2 separate regions of the Homo sapiens genome follow, and region 2 is linked to region 1. A link is a loop called in an ENCODE intact Hi-C map of the cell type or tissue named here. Cell type or tissue: heart right ventricle. All regions are shown on one strand. Each heading gives the region's core, and the rest is flanking DNA. Links, peaks and the distances in the headings are about the cores only. Region 1 overlaps SLC14A2-AS1 (SLC14A2 antisense RNA 1). Region 2 has its middle 13 kb from the start of SLC14A2-AS1.

Region 1 (8,336 bases), core at 327-8,326:
ACCTCATGATCTGCCCGCCTCAGCCTTCCAAAGTGCTGGGATTACAGGCGTGAGCCACCAAGCCTGGCCTGACACCATTTTTGATAGGACGTAAGAGACATTTGTGATGGAGGATCCAACTGTTTATTCTTTAGTGATAAAAACAAAGATGCCTACATTTGAGTCTGTGGTGGTCTTTTCTTCACTTGCTGTGTAAACTTGGGGAGATTGCCCAATCTCTCTCTGCTTGTTTTCTCATCTTTAAAACAAGAATAATAAGAATACCAACCTAGCTCATAGGAATGATTGAAAGATTGAATGAGTAATATGTGCAAACATTAATTGAAGTTAGTGGCCCAACAAGCTACAGATTAGGTTAGATGAGAATAGAGTTGGCCCTATGCAGATATCACAGATGGAGTAGGCAGTTGCCTTTATGGCATGATATCAAGAGGCAGATGAGGCCCTTCCCTCCCAAATATTATCCCACTAACCTGTAGTGTGCCTAAAATTCCTACTCTTAGAATTCTCTTTGAGCTAAAGAAAATGCCTAGAGAAGCCACATTAGTAACACGTGGAAAGGAACACTTTCAGGAAAGTGGTTCTTTTGGGAAATAACCACTGATTATTCTACCTTCAGAAGGCAGAGCAGTAAGCAAAGACATTAAAGCCTTGGCTTTGGAGTCACTGGGTTCTAACTTAGGCTATATAATTTTCTCCAAAATCTTAGTGTTCTCCATTATAAAGGATTAATGATATTTACCTCTTGCTGTCACCATGGGGATAATATGAGATAATGTAAGTGAAACCCCTGGCACACAGGGTTCACGCTCAGTTAAAGAGTGTGATTATTGTTAATATAATTGTTCTCTCATTGAATATGTTCAGAAGATCATTGTTATGGATAGAATGTTTGTGCCCTCCTCATTCATATGTTGAAGCCCTAACCCCATATATGATGGGTTTTGGATTTGGAGCTCTTGTGAGGTGATTAGGTTAAGATGTGGTCATTAGGGTGGAGCCCCTATGATGGGATTAGTGTCCTTATAAGAAGAGAAAAAGACCAGAGCTCTCTCTTTCCACCACATAAGAACACAGTGAGAAAGTAGCTGTCTGCAAGCCAGGAAGAAAGCCCTCACCAAAGACCCAACAATGCTGGCACCCTTGTCTTAGACTTCCAGCCACCAGAACTGTGAGAGAAACTGTCTTTTGTTTAAGTCATCCAATTGATGATATTTGTTATAGCTGCCCAAGCTGACCAATACAAACATGAAAAGCAGATCTATCTATCAATACTATTTGGAGTAGTATCAGCATTATTGAAATAGCTTCAGCTCCCAAAATGTCCACTTTAAAGGACACAACTCATCTTCTTGCAGCCCTTTCCCCACCTCGCACAGGTCTGTGCAGTATTGACTGGTCCACACTATAGGTGACTACTGAAATGAATAGGGGGTTAGGGAAGACCACTGGAAAGAAGTAGTCCCAAAATGGGGCTCAGCAAGATGAATAGGACAGAATAGGAAATGGGAAGAGAGGTCATTCCTGCTTCCTTGTGACTGTCAGCATTTTCATGAGCCCTCGGCTTCCTATCTCCTTCCCTCTCCCCCTCCCCACCCTGCTTCTCATCCCCACCTCCACTTTGTCCTAAAAGAAGCAGAGGAAGAGAGACTCATTCTCCTCTGGAAACCTGTTTTTGATTCATTGATTTGGTCTCAGCACTTTCTAGTTTGGGATGTTGGGAGGCTGCTTCATGTGCTTGTTCTTTGGCCATAGCTCCTGGTGGGAGGGATGGGGGGTGGGGGTAGTCAGTCACCTCCCCTGGGAGCTGCCCAGACTCAAGGAGGGAGTATCAAGCTAGAAAATGCAAGGGCACACAAATTCTAGCCTTTTGCTGGTTTTAGAAATCATCTTTCTCTTTTGATGACAACCTTACCTGGCTTCTTTGCCCCAAGCTAGCATCAAGGACACCACTCTGTGTGGAGACAGTGACCTCCGGATAACCAGGTATTCCGCTTTCACTTTTCCAAAGTGAAGATGTGAAGCCAGAGAGGAGAGGAGAAACAGACACATACAAAACAATTCAGTGCACTACCATGTTTGGGTTGCTGCAGAGAAAGGGGTTAAATGGGTATTTTCTTCTCATATCTTACTGAGATCACTTTATGACTCCAATCTCAAGGGAAATGAGCAGTTTGCACATTTACTGTTTCCTATCAGTCGACCATCTGTAGGCACCACCTTTCACAAAGAGCTTATACATTAACTGGTCACTTTATCATTGTAATATATTTGAAAAATCAAAAACCAGCTGCTATAAAGCTATAAACTGAGGATTTTATTACATATTGTTTATCATTGCTTTAGTATTTGGAGATTCATAATGCATGGACTTTGAGATCTATCTGTATTGCCAAGGAGGCCGAAGTTTATTTCCCTAATAATATGCAAATGGAGCCTTTATACCAGATAATGAATAATCACTAGATTAAAGCCTGAATTTTCTTTTAGTGGTACTGGCAGTGCAGCCTTTTGCATGCAGTTAATAATTAATTTAAAGAATTACCACTTCAGTGAGCCCTGCTTACATTATTTATTAAGTGTAATTAAAGTATTTATTAGTCAAGTAATAAATGAGGGACAACCCTCTGCACCTTAACAGTGTTGTAAAATAATCACAGACTATGTTTATCTGCAAAACAAGACTGAGTATGGCTCAAGTGTGTTAATAGATTATCCATGATCATTGCTGTGTTATCAGCATACCTCAGCAATGAGTGTATGACTGGCACACCCACCTGCTTCTATTCTAGGCAAAAAGGGTGCCTTGGCTTTTTATTTTTGTTGATTTGTATATGTTGATTTAGAAGCAAAATAAAGGGGATTTCTTGGTTCAAGCTTACATCCCTTCCCAAAATCTACCATGTTGCTTGCAGCTTAAACAGCTAATCCAACATTGTGACCTTAGAATTTCTGAAAGGCTGCTGAAAGCATTGTCAAGAATTAAGATGCCTATATAATTCATTTCTCAAACCATGACAGTTTGTACAATGAAAGAAGGTTAATTAATAATATGTAAACTGGGAGAGCTCTAGGTAAACCAGAAATTAGCATGGACTTTTTCCAGAAGTTATCATGGCCTTTAGATGGGTTGTTTTCAGTAATGAAAACACATGAAATGATTTGAGAAAGAAATGACATGAGAATCAGCTTCTACTAACTGCCACTCCACATGCAGAATTTTAGATAAAACCTAGAGCTCTGCCTTCCCTCAATTTCAAGTCCTGTTGCTCTGCGCAGACTCTTCCCCAAAAAACCTGCCCTTGTCCCTCCATCCAGAAGTGACAGCTCCTCCCTCTAACTCCCACCTCATTGCTTACTCTTCTCTGGGTGCATATCTCACTGGCTTGCAGCATCTTCATTCATGTATTTATTTTTAACTCCACTCCATGAAGAGACTGCAAATTCTTTGAGGAAAGAGACAGACTGTATTTGCAGATTTTTAGATCTTCAAACATTTTTACCCTGGTGCCTTGCTAAAAGTAGGTACCCAGTAAATATTTACTAAATAGATTTATAGTTGGAAAGCACAATCACTTTCCTTTCTGATCAGGAGAGAGAGTAAAATTTCAGTCCAGGATCACTGACCGGAATCTGTAACAGAGCAGATGGGCATGTGGAGCGGACATAAGCAGAGGAAGGTGCAGCCAGCAGGTGGCCATCCCAAAGGGCATTCAGGTCAGCTGTGAGAATCACTCAAGAGTGGGATTTAACTGGCAAATCAATGAGCAAAGCCTCAAAGCCCATTCCAGGCAGGCCAGTGCTTCATCTGCCCTGCAGTATATTGCCTGAGCATCTTTTTTCTTTGAGTCCTTTGTCTGGACAGTTCACCATCCTGTGCTCTTCAGACAAACAAGGATAAAGACTATGAAAGAGCATATAGATTGAGACTTTCCAAAGGTTAGTGGAGGGTGAGGGGCAATTCTGCAAATCCCACTTCTTCACCTATGAGAATCTCACCTATCCCACATTCCACCTCCTCTCTGAAGCCTTCTCCTGACCCCAACTCTGACCATTTCCAAAACACATTGTTCATACCTCTCATTTGGATCCTTGGCATCCTTGGGTTACTCTGCCTCATACACATAAACTTCCTGCGCCCGGGGAAAGACGATGGAGTCTCCTTTTCCTACATCTTCCCCCAGTGCTGGACACCCAGTCAGGCCTCAGCAAGTGCAGAAAGGGAAAATCAGACCTCACCCAGTTTTCCCTGACCCCTTCTTTCTCCTAACTGCCTGCTTGCTTCACTCACTTCCCAGAATCCCATCTGAAGGGTGTTTCCACTTACCAAATGATACCATCATATTAAGAAGAGAAGGAGTTGATGGGGCGTAAAAGTTAAAGGGGCTGAGTGGCATTCAGGAAAACAAACCCCAAGAATCAAACTTAGTTTTAATAGCAGCCAGCACTACTAGGCCCAAAACGTGTGGGCTTATAAACTGAATTGTCTTTGGGCCTTTTTAGAGAGCTGTTTCTAGGCGACCAACAGATTGGTCATAGATCATGTGTGCTCCAGCCTCATGCTGCAGAAGCCTCCTTCTGACCTCTTAATCAAGCTGAGAGCTGGGACACAGAGAAGAGATACACGATCACTTACAGAAACACCCAGCTGGCATCGGTCCCATGAACCATCTGCCTGTCTCACTATGGTCAGACTGTCTGCTAATGCCCGCTTCTTCTATGAACCATTTATATATTTCCCCAGCCTTTTTTAAAAAGTGGAAAACAAATAGCATTATTGGATGTGCTCTGCCTGGCTGCAGCTGTGAATCACAAAACTGGAAATCAGTCCAAGACAGAGTCAGACAGCACATTCTCTGCTTGGTTGCGGAGAGGTCCAAACTGCTGATCTAGCCTCATTTGATCTTTGATATTTTATTTATCTATAAATTTGACATGGCCCTGTTAGGAAACATCTTGCTGGTGTGCATTTTCCCATCCTTTTAGGCTTCTAAAGGGAAGGGGCCTTTGGTTTAGTCTTAACCCAGGGTCAACATTTCTTCTTGGCCTTGTCAGGAGGTAATCACTCTGAAGACAATACAACTTGAGAATTATATACAGCTGGTAGCAGCAGGGATGGGAGAGGGGTTATAGGGGTTTGACATAATTCCCCTTGGCTCTCCACTGCTTACCAGAGTCAGTAATAGATCACAAATACAGATTAGTGAACAGAACCAGATGAACTTAGGGTGGGACCCTTGACCATCATTGTTGTTCCATTCAACTAGAATTAAATGAGTACCACTGCAGGGGATAACATCACGCCCTCTGAATACAGAATGCACAATCCCCATATCTGCAAGGTTACACTCTGACAGTCTATTAATTATCTGATCAACAAGTAAATATTAACTGTAGCCTCTGTGCTTGTCTTAGTTTGAGTTACCCCAGAAGCTGACCCTGAAGATAAAGGATTTGAGTGCAAACCATTCAGTCAAGAATTGCAGGTAACACCAGGAGACAAATGGGGAAGGTAGTATGAGGAGAAAAGGCAGAGAATAAAGGGTCCATCATTTAGCCAGCTGCTACTGTGGGCCATTGGAGCCTTAACTCTTGGGGAAGCTCTGGGAAATGGTGCAAAACACATGGCTCAACCACTTCAAAGGACAAGGGAGCCACGGTGTTTATACACCAGCTCCCAAGAGCCATTGGTTTGAGGACTGCTCCTGAGGAGTAATAATTCCTTGAAGTTTTGGCCTGCCATATATAAAAACAGTAAGCTTTCCACAATTGATGCTGAAGAAAAAGAGCCTTCAAGCACAGAGAGGTCAATATTGGCAGCTGTAAGTTAGTTGAATGGTCCAGTCAACTAACCCTGACCCCTTCAGGGATTTTCAACTGAATGCCCAGTTGAAAATAGGCAGGGCCCTGAAAGAACTTGCTGAAAGCCTGTCCCTAAGAGAGGGGGTTCTCGGGGAGCAAGAAGTTGAAGATACACTTCCTGCATTCTTAATGCGTTCAATTTGGAAGAATAAAAGTATCAGAAAGCAATTCAACAATTAAATGCTAAGTGCCATAGTGAAGACTAAGAAAAATACAAATTCAAAGGAAGGAAAAATAACTATCTGATCCTTGGGAGAGTTCCATGAAAAAGCTTAGAATTAAATTAGAATTTGAAGAATGGGTAGGATTTTGTTTATTTAAAAGAGGGGAAGAAATTTCATTGTATGAAATTTTCTTATTCCCAAAATTGAATATAAAAGCCCAACTTAAAATAAATAAAAAATAATTAAATTGAGGCTAATAAGCTCCCTTTTCTCTTATTCACGTTCACATTACATCTTAGAGACAGTTTATCTATGCCTGCAATTGCACTCCAATAAACCATTTTTCTTTAAATTTCTTGGCATCTCAACTCAATAGTCAAAGATATTTACACCAGATGACTCCTAAATTCCTTTCCTATCTGAGAATTTTAAGAATTATGGTTCAGCAACAAACTATTCAAAAGACCAAGTACATTCTGTTTTGAAAGATCATATTATGGGTTCGGTTAATGATTGCTTCCCAATTTATCTGTTTGCCCTTTCTGCAAGTCAAACCTCAGTTAACCAGAACATGGTTAATCAGAACCTTAGTTAATCACAAAATTGACTGAGATGACAAAAAGCTCAGTAATCAAGACAAATCATCTTTCAATGCAATATTTTTCAAATCAAAAATATGGGGGGTACTCAAGAGTGGGGACAGCTGGGGGGATATCTGGTCACATGTCCCTTTGACAGAGGACACGATGTGTGTGTAAGAGACACTCTCAAGTTCTGATTTGATCCTGGATGAGAGGCAAGACACTGTAGAAGTTTAGCCAAAAGCTTGGACTCAGAGATGCCTGCATTTGAATCCCAGGTCTGCCATTTACTAAACAGGACAGTGCCTATAAAATATGAAACCCAGCACTTGGGGTACTAACAACCCAAAATACAAGGATAATGAAACACCAGTGAATTTTTTTAAAGTGCATTATTGCCAATCATCCAAGAGTGCACATCCCTTTGGTTTCAGTACTTATTACCACTTGACTTTACATACTATGTCCTTCATCCATTGTTTGTGTGTGAGTGAGATGGAATTTAGTATTTCTTACTGGGTACGTGACATTTTAGCCAATATCTACATTTTAGGTTCAGGGGAAACAATGCAACAAAGAAGGACTCTAACATTAGGTGAATGCCATAGAAATTAGGCCTTTAAAAAGTCTGACATTAATTTTATGTGTTTATTATTTTTCTTGTCATTTACATTTCTCTCTCCAACACCATGGACTAGAAAAACGCCATGCACTCACAAAAATGCTTCTTTGTGAGTGTGGCTCCTGGGACAGCCACTCTGTGGAGCTGGCAGTAGGTCACAAGTCAAAGCCATGAGGGGCTAAGACTCTAGCAAGACAAGGGTAAGGTCACACACATAAAAAATAGCTACACGGCAAAGGCTAAGAGCTATGAAGCTTAGCTGAGGTTGAAAGTGGTGTTTGAGGCATTCTTCAGCAGCACCAGAGATCCACAGAGATTAGAACTCAAGTGAAGGGCAATATCTTTCTCCTTTGTAGTGCTCAGGAGTGGCCCACTGAAGCAATTGCTTAGACAGCAGCCTGGCCCAGGGTGACCATATACTTAGTGTTCAACCCCGGACATCTTAGAGAGCAAGATGAGGCACTGTTAATAACTGCCTTGAGACAACTGGTGCAACCAGGAATGTCCCAGTCAAACCAGGACCTAGATCTCCTCTAGCCTTGAGGATATCTTCTGCTTTTTCACTTGGAAATTCAGACCCACCTACTCAGCTTCATTCTGCCTGGGAAGCCCAGCCCTCAAATTCCAAGGTCCCACTAGCTGTCCCCAAAACTCTCACCATTTTTCTTCCCTAGGGATGAATGGCAGGAGGCTCCCCTCTGCCTTTAGCTGTGCCCATTGCTCTCCGGCATCCCCTGGCTGAGAGCAGGAACTAGGGCAAACCAAGTGAGGCAACTCACTCTGGGCACAAAATTGACAGAGGTGACAAAAATCTCAGTAATCAGGACAAATCAGCTTCCAGGGCATTTTTAAAATCAAAAATTAATGTCAAAAATTTATGATAAGCAAAGTATCAAAATGTTTAAATAAAGACAGGATCAGTAGCAGTGCTGTGTTGAGCCAGATTGGAGCCCATAGCAAAAGGAAAAACCAGTAATACAATCCTGTCTTTAACATTTTGGTGTTTCATTTATTATAGATTTTTGCATTAACTTTCATTTTTAAATATTGTATTAAAATATTATTTGTAATTCTTGAGTATTTTTGTGATCCTGTGAACTTTGTGCC
Region 2 (8,336 bases), core at 74-8,073, 67 kb after region 1:
AGAAAGTGCAATTTCCCTCCTGCACTGCTGCTCATTACCAAGAAAAATGACAGCTTGATGGTCTTCCAGCAAGAGAGAACAATCTATTTCATTTGGAAGTTTGGTAATTGATTAGGGCAATAGATTTTCTTCACGGCAGCCTCCCCGGGAGAGTCTGGTGAGGGCACAAGATTTACATACATCAGACTCATTCTGCCTGCAAAATCTGTCTTAGAGGATGAGATCACAAGGCCATTACTGGATTGGGGGGAGCTGGAAGGGTGGGAAGGCAGAGCGGAATTCCCAGACATCATTTCTCAGCAACCAGTACCGTGGCTAGTTCAGAATGTTTTCAAGTACTTTCTGTCAGTAACTTGCAGGTAAATCCAAGGTTCTGTCTACTCAGGGTGTGATCAAGCAAGTGATTCTTTGGGAGTCTCTGTTGACCAAGCTTCTGAATAGATGGGCCCCAGAAACTTACTATTAGCCTATGTCACCACCAACAATGGCTACCCTATTCTGTGGCTGCACCACAGCCTCAGTGAAGCAGTATCCTGAGAGTTCATATCATGGGGTTACCTTGAAGGTCATCAGGGCCAGCTTTTAGCAAACACTTGTTCTCTACTCAGACTTCTTCTGGAGCATATCTTCATCTTATATACCACCCTCTCCCCAGATTTTACTTCTAACTGTTTCTGTGTGCCTCTGGATCAAAATCTGCTGTACAAAATCTTTCAAACCTGTCATTTACCTTATGTGAGTATAAATCATGATGTTCCCTTTCTCAGAGAAACATTCATTTTAAGCCTTATCGCCCAATATGTGATAAAGAAATTTCCAGCATCGTTGTATTGATGAGAAGTTAGAGGGAATGTATACCAAGAACAAAGCATATTTTTTAATGCTACTTACATTGGAATGATACTACACACTCCATTGTGTAATGGCACTTCATTTCTTTGGCCACAACACCACCTTCTAAATTAGTTGAGGCCAATAGGACTGTAATCAGAAGTTGACTATGATACATAGAAGTTCGAATGTAGCCCCAAATGTAAAGGTTGAAGGGTAAGAGTGTTTAGATTTTATCCATATATACATAAAGAATTTGTGGATGAACTGTGCCTCTATTGCCTGGCTCCAGATGTCCCAGCATTCTCAATAAGAGTTAGGGCTGTGGTCCCACAAATAGTTGGGACACAAAGACATATCTCTGGGGTGACCTGAGGATATGAGATACTCTGTTTCATTCTTACTGTACCGACTCAGACCCATAGTGGAGGAAGTTTCTCTCTTGATCAGCCAAAAATGGACCCAGTTTCCACAGGGACCCCACAGACTAAGGAAACATCTCCACCTCCTTCTCCACCCAACACACAGAGTGCTCTGCCTGGAATAGTGAAAAATTCTGCCATTCATGTTAATTTTCAGGTAGAGATCCTACCCTTTCTAACTTACAGTTGCTAGTTTCATCTCTGGAACTAAAAAGTTGGTCCTAATCAAACTAATAGAATCAGCCAGCAGATGGAAAAAAACATTTTTTCCAAGGATGATATCATGGAAGTTGTATTAGGCCATTCTTACACTGCTATAAAGACATGCCTGAGACTGGGTAATTTACAAGGAAAAGAGGTTTAATCAGCTCATGGTTCTGCAGGCCGTACAGGCTTCTGCTTCTGGGGAGGCCTCAGGAAACTTACAATCATAGTGGAAAGTGAAGGAGAAGCAGGCACATCTTCACATGACTGACGGGAGAGAGATAGCATGCAAAGGGGAAGATGCTACACACTTTCAAACAACCAGATCTTGTGAAAACTCCACCATGAGACAACACTACAGGAAAGGTGCTAAACTATTAGAAACCACCCCCATGATCTAATCACCTCCCACAAGGCCCCAACTCCAACATTGGGAATTATAATTCAGTATGAGATTTGGGTGGGGACATAGAGCCAAACCATATCAGAGCTAGAAAATCACTTAAAACTGGCCTTGTAGATGAACTTGATGTATTAGAAAACTCTGTGGATCTATTAGAAAATGCTGTGGATGCCTACATTAGGTGAGCATCCTAACGTAGACCTGACCTATATTCCTTGGTAAGCATAGGGTAATATTAAGAGGCATACCTAGCAATCAGCAAACTTTGTTGAGCATCTATGATGTGCAAGCTTTCATGCTATGAAGGATACAAAGATGAGTAAAGCCCAACTTATACCCTCGAAACGTAGATGGGGAAACACCCATGTAGTAACTACCACAAACTCACTTTTGCTTATACTGCACTGGGTGGCTATTAATATATCCATTAATATCCATAGAAATGTTAATTGAAATATTAATAAATTGATTTATTTCTACCTATCATGGCTATATTCTTTCCCCTGTTCCACATTTTGTCAAATAGAAATGCAAGTACCAAGTTCAATGATTCTCTTGAAACATAATAAGAAAATAAGAACCCCATGAAGCATCCTGACAGCACTGACTTTTCCTAGAATAGGTGGAGGAGAACATGCTGACTGAGCAGACTTAGCATACCACTCACACACATGTTAAAGAGGCCTGCAGTATGTACCTGGCATGACAACAGTGTCTGACACTAAGTAGTTTGTGGATAAATATTTGTTCAAATGAATGATTAAAAATGGAAGACTTCAAGTGTTTGTAATACAACTATGAAATCTGGATATTATGGTTTTAAAGTAACTGCTTTGTCATATTGACTGTAGCCTCACTGAGCTAAAATGAATTTTAAGGAGCAATGATTATAGAGAGTGTAGACAGTGTCAATTTGGCATCAAAAACATGGGTTTTAAGCTTGATTAATACTAACTAGCTGGGTTGGCCTTGGGCAGGTCTTTTAATCTTTCTGAGCTTCCATTTTCTCATTAAGTAGACTGCGAAATGGAGCACAAAGGAATCAACAGAACCAGTGGGGGTTAAGTTCGGATTGGGGGCACCAGGAGACACAATGCTCTGAGAAAGAAGAGATCAGCACGTGGGCTGCTGTGAGCATAGAAAGCTTCACATGGGGATGAAACTTGAGCCTTGAAAGGTGAGCAGGATCTAGAAAAGAAGAGGAGGTCCCACTCTGCAGTCAGGAAGGGAAGAAAAAAAGCACGCATAGCCCAGCCAACACTCGGGCAACCTGTGCAACTCATCCCTGTGGATGTAGACACATTGGGCCCGGGAGAGCAGGCCTGGGCAAAGGAACGAATTGGTGCAATCATTGGGTTTGTACTTCAGAAAACCATGCATCACAAGAAACAGAACCAGAGAAAGAAGGATTCAGACAAGCTGTTCTTGTAAATGAAGCAGGGCCTGCTTTGCATGCCTGCATGCCCTCCTTGAAGTTATCCATGGAACATAGCTTCAAATACCCAAGCCATTGTGGTAACTATAGGAATTACTAACTGTAAGAACTCAAGTTGATAGTGTGAAGTTTTAGTATTAATAACTATTTGAGTTAATCATTAATATTTGTACCTAAATTTCTTTTCTGAAATTCTCCATACAAAACTTAATCTTTGAACTTTTAACTGGAGAGGAGCTCTGCTATACCAAGCATAAGGCTGTGTTGATGCTGAGGTCAGAAAGAAGAAAATATAAACTCTCCATGATGTATTGAATATATAGTTTTTCCTTTATTTCCTTTCTCTCCCCCCTCACTACTGTTTCCCTTCCTTCCTCCCTTCCATTCTTTCCTCCCTCCCTTCTTCCTTTCCTTCCTTTCTCTTTCTTTCAGCCAAAAGTTAATGTCATAGAATGGAAAGGTCACTTAGGTAACAGTTTGAAGACCTTGGTCCCCCTCCCAAATTTGCCGCTAAAATAAGTGTGTGAACCTGGCCAAGTCACTCTATTTCTCTGGCCTTCAGCTTTCTCATTTGTAAAAGGAAGGTCCTAGACAGATCTGTGATTTTTCAAGTGCTGCCCCAGGGACGAGAGTGGGAGAGAAAGATAAGAGATGGGCTTTCTGAATCTCTGTACACTCCTCAACCCAAAGAAGCAAACTTCTTACCTTTTATATGCAGGGGAGGAGATTCCATAATCATTCATTTGAAAAGAACACAGGGTTCTTTTTGCTGCTTAATAGGAAAAAAATTAGAAACCCACTGGCCTAGTTGATCTGGGCAGCACTTTCCCACTCCAGCATTGTAGGTTTCTCCTGTTCATTGATTTCTGCCACGTGAAAGACATTGTATCTGATGCTATAAGTAAAGATGGGAGAAGTACAAGCATTGGCTCCAAGGAGCTCACTCAGCTTCAAGATTAACCAGTGGGGGTTAAGTTAGTGTTGGGGGCACCAGGAGACACACTGCTCTGTGAAGAAATAGATCAGAATGGGCTGCTGTGAGCAGAGAAAGCTTCACATGGGAGTGGAACTTGAGCCTTGAAAGGTGAACAGTATCTGGAAGAGAAGAGAAAGCACTGTGCAGACAGAGAGAGCTATTTCTTCTCTCTCCAGGCTCTCACTGTGTGCTGTCTGTGAACTGGGCACAAGGACACAGAGGTGAATGAGACTGGCAGGGTCCCTGCTCTCCTGGAGCACAGTTCGGTGAGATGTGCACAACTCACCGAAGGACACAGAGGGCTCAGGGCCCACCTCCATCTTGTGGGCTTCATGATGAAGACAGAGCTTTTCCCACAGATTCATCTGCCTCTGGTTAGCTTAGGGAAGGCTGCCTGAGTCAGCAGCAGGGCAGACTAATAACCTCCCGAAGTAACTTCTCATGAGACGCGGCCCTGGCTGATTGAGTTTGGCAGGAATTCCGAGACATTCCAATATCTGCACAAAGGGCAGACCCTCGCCCCAGCCAGGCTGACCTCAGCCTCCCCCCTCCCAATAGATAATTACGCCTCTAGGTCTCCAAAGCAAGCCCTGTTGTGGGTAACCCTTGGAAGTGACATGCTGTTTTCTGATGGGAATTAAAAGGTCTAGAGTGGCCAAAAGGCTTCTCAGCAGGAGGGTTTGTTATTCTTTTAATTGTGGCATTAAACCTCAGGCTGGAATTGCATCAACATTCATGCTGCTATCCAGCTTGCCGAATTTGCTTCTTTTGACAGACTTTATCATGGCCAGGTCCAGTCTCACCCGGCGGTGAAGGCGGCCACCAATGCTTGGCTGGAAGTTGTAAATCTTGGAACTCGAGGAACTCCCTACCCTGACCCTCCCTCCAGGACTTTCTGTCCTTTTGGCTGATGCCTGGAATTCTACCTTTGGGACTTCAGGGCATTCCACTGAAAACTTTAATCTCTCTTTCCCTGGGAGAAAATATTAGCTTAAGTTCATAGGGGTACAAAAAATAGAAGTTCACTGGTTATAGAGAACAATTAGAAAACAAACAGCTTGCTCAAGGGGGCAAGGGATATAAGAATAAGGTGCTTATTGTAACTGCTGTAGAAGATTGTTGAACTGGAATTTACAAATCAATGCCATATCTTAACTTTGACATCTTAAATTAGATATCTTAACTCCATAATAATAATAATAACTAATAATTAACACAACATCTAGATTCAGTCTGTTTCCTACTTCATTTTATGGAATGGAATAGGATATATATTTCCCAATTGCAATCCTATTCTGTAAAAGAACTGTTACCTAACAAAGCCTACATCACACAGTTCCGGGTTGCTCCAAGGCCTCTGAAACATCTTTGAGATTGTCCATCTCATTTCACAGCTGATGCAAACAGAGTCCCTGTTCCCCAAGTGAGACACACTTCACCTTTCATACCATTAAATACTATGATTTTTGAATGACTAATGATCCTCTTTAAAAATTACACATCCATTGTTTACATGTACCCAGTGTCAAACTCCATCTAACTCCCCTATGATAGCATTTGTCTTCATTCATTCATTCATTCATTCATTCATTCAGCCTATTTACCAACTGTCAAGTACAGCATAGACACTGGTGGAAAGCAAAGGTCCCAAACCAAGTTCACAGTCCAGAGGTGAAATAGACATTAGTAAGTAAAACAGCCCTGTAACTGTTGGAGCTGAGTCATGTCAGAGAGAACCCAGAGGAAGAGACTTGTTAACTTGCCTGGGGTCGCTGGAAAAGCTTTACAGAGGAGTGGCTCAAACTGCTGGTGTCTGGACTTGGCCACTGATAGTCAGGGATAAAGACCAGAGTTGGCCCTTCCTCTGTGTTTTCAGAAAAAGACGGATAATCTAGGTGACTAAAATTGAATTTTTTTTCTAATTCTTTTCTTAGAAAAAAAGAGCAGGAGGACCTCAGGTTTTCTGATACCTCTTCAACAGAGGGCCACCTTAGCTCCTTCTCCCTGGAGAGCAAAGGCCAGGGCAAGCAAGCTGTTTTGCACAGGTGTCAGGGAAAACGAGATGTGTCCACTGTGATTCTGGTTAAGCTGAGAGCCCCAGCTGGCAAGGGGCCAGCCTGGTGGCATGCAAGTAATATAATACACAATCTAAATGCAAGCATTTGTGGCCTGTTTGGGGAATCAATTAACAATAAGCATATACATCCATTTACAAAATAGCAGTGTGCTAGAGTATACCCACACTGTAATTGGAAACTAAAATAATACCAGGAGGAATAATCATTTTAAAAAATCCTCCAAAAAGCCAAGAGTAATACTAAGAAAATAAAATAAAAAATGTCGTCCATCTGCAGAGTTATATCCTTAGGGAAGCACTGCAGAGCGCACTAACAAGCAACTGAATCCATGTATAAATGAACAGAAACCCATGAAGGCAACAGAAGGCAAGGTGGGGTGTGGAAGGAAAAAAATATCCCTGGTAGATTAGCTACCCCTGAATCAAGCAGAGTTCCATTTGATTGCTTCTTGTAGGAGATGGAATGCTCCAAGGCCAGGCATGACCCTCAGGGGAAATTATTCTTTATCTGCCCATTCACAGAGTCTCCAGTGTTGGTTTTGAACTTGGATCCTCCTTTCCCACTTCAGCACCCCCATGCCCATGCGTGAGCATGAGCACACACACATACACCTCACTCACTCACCCCTGGGGGAATCCCAGACACATAATTTACTGTTAGCTGCTAGCTGAGGAAGATTCCCTGCCAGAGAACTAATTGGAAAAAGGGGGCAGAGTAAGCACGAAGAAGGAGGAGAGAGCTCATATAAACCCCAACTTGTGCACTTGGCAATCAAAAAGGGGCTAAGCCAAAGATCTCCTGTCTGATAATTTTAAGAAATTAAGCTAAAGGCTCAGAGAAATTCCACCCGTGCTGTTACTCCGGGATCTGCTCATCCCCTGGAGCCTGTGGTTTAGCAGCCCTTTGTGAGATCGCTCTGGGTTCTACACTAAGGGGAGGTCTCTGAAGGAAACCAGAATCAGATGGGACTCCTACACTAGGAATTAACAGGCTGGTGCCACCAACTACCTGGCAGTGGTATCAGGCTACTCTGGGTGTTAGCAGGCCCTTGCATACATGGATGGGAGCTAGCAGCTACTGCCACTTTCACACACCAGAAATCACAGCTGTGGTGTGCTTAGATCTCTTTGGGCCAATGGGCATGTCTTGTACGTACCATTTGGTTGAAGTACGTAGAGGGTGGAAACCATATTTGGTATGTCTTTAGAAAGTTAAAAAGATGCTTTAGCCATATTCTTGGAATGAGTCATTCAACCATGTTGGACTCAGTACCTAGCACTATTCCCTGCTTCAGTGCAGAGAATCAAGATGTGGTTTTTGCAGAAGCAGAGCCCATCATCAAATAGATATTGAGTCCCTAACAGGTATAAAGCCTCAACTAAAATCTCAAAAATTCCTTTCAGGAATATGAGTGTGCTACATGTGACTGTTGGCAGATCACCTGATGGAGACTTAGGATAATGGGTGGTGCAGGCTGCGAGTCCATGGGCATGCCTTAAACACACCCTTACCTTATGTCCCCCTGTCCCTGACCCAGTGCCCGCAACTGGGCTTTTACATGGTACTAAGCACTAAATAAATACCTTTTGAATGATGGACTAAATGCATTTAAAGTTGCATTTATTTCTGTTCTTTTTGATTAAAATGTATGGAATAAACTTTGCATGTCAAATGAGCTAGATCTTTATAGAGAAGTGTTTTTCTGGGCGTTTCCATCCTAAGGAGGTATGGCCCATGAGACAAGAAGCAACATGGTGTCCTGGAAAGAGCATGAAATTTCAGCATCAGAAAATGTGGGTTCTCACACATCTAGCTGTGTGACCTAGGGCAGTTACCTCAACCTCTGGGAACATCTATTTCTTCCTCTCTAGACCAGAGAGAACAATCTATCTAATTTGTGGGTTACCATGAGAAGATAAGGGAAAGGCTTACTAAGTGGCAAAGCCCAGGGCATATACAAGCTGTTAGGATCATGATTATTATTATG

What was found. Hi-C counts contacts between places; a loop is a spot of excess contacts. Peaks named below come from ENCODE experiments on the same cell type or tissue, not always from the same donor. Only the 100,000 strongest peaks of a DNase experiment are listed, where the experiment ranks them.
Region 2: a loop joins it to region 1, with 1.9 times the contacts of the local background. A loop is called at or near these places in 4 of 110 quality-filtered maps.

What each region holds. Positions count from the first base shown.
Region 1 is chr18:45,445,341-45,453,676 of GRCh38, forward strand. SLC14A2-AS1 (SLC14A2 antisense RNA 1) reads right to left here. Exons shown (of 11, transcript XR_007066352.1): 6 at 1,916-2,000. It also overlaps a transcript of SLC14A2 not described here. Among named protein-coding and RNA genes, the nearest start is that of SLC14A2-AS1, 55 kb to the right of the region's middle. In heart right ventricle, for the core only: no CTCF peak of the experiment used is centred there; a DNase peak (open chromatin) is centred at 4,651; H3K27ac peaks cover 2,644 bases.
Region 2 is chr18:45,512,565-45,520,900 of GRCh38, forward strand. It overlaps a transcript of SLC14A2 not described here. Among named protein-coding and RNA genes, the nearest start is that of SLC14A2-AS1, 13 kb to the left of the region's middle. In heart right ventricle, for the core only: no CTCF peak of the experiment used is centred there; DNase peaks (open chromatin) are centred at 4,737 and 5,077; H3K27ac peaks cover 4,251 bases.